Linked DNA regions of Homo sapiens: region 1 is linked to region 2. Evidence: chromatin loops called from intact Hi-C (ENCODE). Cell type or tissue: Caco-2. All regions are shown on one strand.

Region 1 (2,500 bases), 550 kb after region 2:
TCAAGTCTCAGGACTTTATTTTCCACAGTTCCATAATAAATACCTTTGTAAAAACTCATTTATAAAAACTCTACCAAGGCACTATTGCAGTAGAAAACATTTTGTTATAAATTTCTACATAAGCACAAAATATTCCTACATCATTAATTGTATCATGTAATTTGTAACTGAACACAAACAAATACTTCAGCATTACTAGTATCTCAGCAAAGAAAACAGGAGTTAGGCTGAAAAAAAATAAGGTTCAGTTTTATCTGAATTCTTTTCTCTTTACTAATGTTTTGTGATGTTTTGTGAACATGCTATATGGTCATTTAAAGCCCAAGAAAGCTGCAGTAGGTATGCAACGCTTATTTCCCTAAAGCATTGTAAGATTACAACGAAAGCCCCATCTGTAATTATTTATCTAATGTTCTGGTGATTCTTCAGTCAAGATGTTGACTGAGGAAGCATGTTTTCTCCTTTGCTCATATTTGTAGAGCTCACATGAACCCCACAAACTTTGAGTCACACATCACAGAATGTTAGGGCTGTAAGGGCCTTACAGAGGATCCTGTCCAATCTCCTCATATTGCACATTCAAAACCTGGACCCTGAGGAGGGGAAATGTCCATCCAAAGTTATATATTAGCCAGGCGTGGTGGCTCACACCTGTGATTCCAGCACTTTGGGAGGCCAAGGCAGGAGGATTGCTTGAGCCTAGGAGTTCAAAACCAGCCTGGGAAATATAGTGGGACTTCATCTTTACAAAAAAAAAAAAAAGATTAGCCAGGCATGGTAGCACACACCTGTAGTCCCAGGTACTTGGGAGGCTGAGGCAAGAGGATTGCTTGAGCCCAAAAAGTCGAGGCTGCACCACTGCACTCCATCCAGGGTGACAGAGTGAGACCCTGTGTAAAAAAAAAAAAAAAAAAAAAAAGTTTTATAGCAAAAAAAAAAAAAAAGGCTGATCACTGAACCGTGTCTTCTGTCACCCTATTAATAATTTAGCATAGTCTGGGCAAACTGGCTCATGCCTGTAATCGCAGCATTTTGGGAGGCTGAGCCTGGTGGATCACCTGAGGTCAGGAGTTTGAAACCAGTCTGACCAACATGGTGAAACCCCATCTCTACTAAAAATACAAAAATTAGCTGGGCATGGTGGCACATGCCTGTAACCCCAGCTACTTGGGAGGCTGAGACAGGAGAATTGCTTGAACCTGGGAGGTGGAGGTTGCAGTGAGCTGACATCATGCCATTGCACTCCAGCCTGGGCAACAGAGCGAGACTCCATGTCAAAATAATAATAATAATTTAGCATATTTTTGGTGAATTCTGGAAACTGTCAACTGAAAAGTAAGTCCAGTTTCTGCCTCTCCTTACACTGTAATTTTTAGACTCATAAAGATCTGTTAACATAAAGGTTAAATGTTTAACTGTCTACCCAGGAAATTTTTCCCCAAAAAATTCCAGCAGAGGGCAGCAAATCTAAATATGGATCCCAATGCTTAAAATTAATTTAAAGTACAAGAGAATTACTCTTTTTTTTTTTTTTTTTTTTCTGAGACAGAGTCTCTGTCACTCAGGCTGGAGTACAGTGGCACGATCTCTGCTCACTGCAACCTCCACCTCCCAGGTTCAAGTAATTCTGCCTCAGCCTCCCGAGTAGTTGGGATTACAGGTGTGCACCACCATGCTCGACTAATTTTCACATTTTTTGGTAGACATGGGGTTTCACCGTGTTAGCCAGGCTGGTCTCAAACTTTTGACCTCAAGTGATCCGCCCGCCTCCCAAAGTGCCAGAATTACAGACTTGAGCCACTGCGCCAGGCCTGTTGGTTGTTTTTCTTCCCTATCCCACTCCCACTTCCCTATCTTCCCTATTCCCTCTCCATGAGGCAGAGCCATCAGTTTTGCTCACAAACATATTCCCTAAGCATCTCGGATACTGTGCTAAATATATCTGGGGAATGAATGAAAAAGTTGAAAAGCTCTACTAAGACTAAAATCTCTACACATATGTTCCACAAGGGCCATTTTGTATGTGTGAGTTGAAGTATATCTTGAACTCCTGACCTCAAGTGACCTGCCTGCCTCGGCCTCCCAAAGTGCTGGACTTACAGGCATGAGCCACCGTGCCCGGCCAGAAAATTCACTTTTGTTCCCTCAATATTTCCATAAACTCTGTATCTCCCAGAGATGGTCAAGGAATTCATGAGCTAAGATAACATGATAGAGTTGCAGAGAAACAAAAACAACAGAAATAAAAGGCGCTTCTGAGAAACCTTGGCAGAGATGGTCAGAGAGGCACATTTAGTATGACGCAGTACAAGTTAGTGTTGAAGGGTTTAATTCCTCGGAGCTCTACTTTCCTCATCTGTAAACTAGGGATAATAATTCATAGAGTTTGTCATATGGATGAAATGTGATCATGTGATATGAAAAGCCAACTACTCGGCCAGGCGCGGTGGCTCACGCCTGTATTCCCAGCACTTTGGGAGGCCGAGGCGGGCGGATCACG
Region 2 (2,500 bases):
TTTTTAGTAGAGACAGGGGTTTAATCATGTTGGCCAGGCTGGTCTCGAACTCCTGACCTCAGGTGATCCACCCGCCTCGGCCTCCCAAAGTGCAGAGATTACAGGCGTGAGCCACCGCATCCAGCCGTTACCTCATTTTTGAAAATGAAATACATATCATCACTCTAAGTAAGTTAAGGACCCGGTATTTTGTAAACTATTTAAAACATTAGATTCGTGGGTATCCCCTACAAACGTAAACTAACATCTTTCCTCTGAAATTCTATAAAACAGTAGCTACTAACTGAGCATCTGAATGCAAAGCACTGTGCTGGACACAGAATCAAACACAAGAGGTATTATCCCATTTTATAGACAAGACGGCCAAAAATTTGAGAGGTCACTTAAACAGCTAGTAGATGAGGAATGGATTTTGGACCAAGGCTGAGGCATTAATTCTAGTCCACCCTTTATAACACTTTCAGGTACTGAATTTCTCGAAATTTACACACTAGGTTTGGGAGGCAGCCGTCAACAGAGAAACCTCTGCCAGACCTAGACCCCTAGGGCACAGCGGAAAATGAGAATCTTAACGTCACCAGAGCAGATCAGAACACAATGAAGACAGAGTTGGAAGGGCTGGTTAAAACACAAAGCCGGGAAGGATACGAATTCCCAGCAAGGCTGGCGGCACGGGTGAGCGAGCGGGAAATCAACTCTGCCTCGCTTCCCTAGCGCTAACTGAGTTTCAGCCCGCCCCATCGTGGGCTCTCCCAACTAGACATCCAGCTTCTGCCCACCTTCTTCCCCACTTTCGTCCCCCCCACAGAGCCTGAGACCCGGACGCCAGAGCATGGCGGGACCAACTCCAAGGCCGAAGGCCTAGGCCACAAGGATACACGTTAAGACGCTGCCCCATGTCCTGAAGCAGATTGGCCGCCTGCTGGCGATAAGAAAGTTCTTTATCTGGGTCCACGCCAAAACGACGGGATGGGCTATTTTCCAGCTGTTCTCGAGTGAAATACCACCGTTTGTTGTTGTTCTTCCTCTCTCCCTCCATAGTGCTTCAACCAGAAGGCAGCGGCGAAGGCTGCAGGCACTTCCCAGCGTCACCTAAGAGGCGACCCACATCCGCTGTGCGGGGGCAACTGCGACTTGACGAACTTCCGCTAAGCGTCGACCGCCGGGTTGTTACTTGCCTCCGTAGAGGAAGCAAAAGTCAAAGGACCTACTTCCGGAATGCACCTCGCTACACCCCGTAGCCGAGTTAACAGCCAATATGCGACCAGAAAAAACCTTGAGGCGAGGACGCAGGCGCGTCACGTGACCGTTGGGCGGTGGAGTGGGGTTAGAAGTTCTTTCTTAAAAACCGTGTATCTTCCCGCGAGAACCGGATTGAGCGTTGGCGCCCCGGGTCAGGCTGCGAGGCCGCAATTATAGTGGGATGGGGCGGCCGCCCACGCGCCGCTTGGCGGTTCTTACGAGAACTTTGTTTGTGACGGCAGTGGTGATGTAAAATGGGGCAGATGGGCCGGGCGCGGTGGTTCACGCCTGTAATCCCAGCACTTTGGGAGCCCGAAGCGGGCGGATCACGAGGTCAGGAGTTCGAGACCAGCCTGGCCAATATGGTGAAACCCCCGTCTCTACTAAAAATACAAAATTAGCCGGCGTGGTGTCGCGCGCCTGTAGTCCCAGCTACTCGGGAAGCTGAGGCAGGAGAATCGCTTGAACCCGGGAGGCGGAGATCGCAGTGAGCCGAGATCACGCCACTGCACCCCAGCCTCCAGCCTGGGTGAGAAAGCGAGACTCCGTCTCAAAAAAATAAAATAAGTAAAAATGTGGCAGATGAACTTGAAAGAGAAAGTAGGTGAGGCTGTCAGAAACTGAAAAACAGAATCAAATGGTGGGGCTCTTTCGTATATCGGAGCATAAAGCAACTAGAAGGCTGTTACATTGTTGGTAGCAATGTAAAATGCGACAACCCATTTGGAGAGGTCGCTTTAATGTGTAGCCAAAGGCATGAAAACATTCTCACGTTGTTCGCCAGTGATCCAACTTAAAGGAATAAAATGAAATTAATAACATTAATTAAGAGCTTACATGTCCCAGGCACAATACTGACTTAAATATACTGTTTCATTTATTCAGCACAACTCTAAGAGGTAATTTTTAAGTACGTTTGCGAATGGGTGAACTAAAACTGCCCCTTGAGTGTGGAAAGCCTCCACCACTACCCCTCACTTGCACAGATTAGCAAGTTCTTGCCCTCTGTCAAAATATTTCCCAGCTCCTTTGCCGGGCGCGGTGGCTCAAGCCTATAATCCCAGCACTTTGGGAGGCCAAGGCGGGTGGATCACCTGAAGTCGGGAGTTCGAGACCAGCCTGGCCAACATGGTGAAACCTCATCTCTACTGAAAATACAAAAATTAGCCAGGCGTGGTGGCGCACGCCTGTACTCCCAGCTACTCGGGAGGCTGAGGCAGGAGAATCATTTGAACCCGGGAGGCAGAAGTTGCAGTGG

What was found. Peaks named below come from ENCODE experiments on the same cell type or tissue, not always from the same donor. Only the 100,000 strongest peaks of a DNase experiment are listed, where the experiment ranks them.
Region 1: it touches region 2 in a loop (5-fold over the local background); 2 of 110 quality-filtered maps call a loop at or near these places.

Annotation. Positions count from the first base shown.
Region 1 is chr12:49,261,504-49,264,003 of GRCh38, forward strand. It overlaps a transcript of TUBA1C not described here. Among named protein-coding and RNA genes, the nearest start is that of TUBA1C, 2.3 kb to the right of the region's middle. In Caco-2, a CTCF peak has its summit at 1,432 (motif pointing right); no DNase peak of the experiment used is centred here; H3K4me3 peaks cover 222 bases.
Region 2 is chr12:48,715,637-48,718,136 of GRCh38, forward strand. It overlaps CCNT1 (cyclin T1), which reads right to left and starts at 1,071. Exons shown (of 9, transcript NM_001240.4): 1 at 879-1,071. The coding sequence starts at 1,039. RefSeq lists enhancers at 836-1,115, 1,186-2,186, 1,586-1,825. In Caco-2, no CTCF peak of the experiment used is centred here; a DNase peak (open chromatin) is centred at 1,275; H3K4me3 peaks cover 2,009 bases.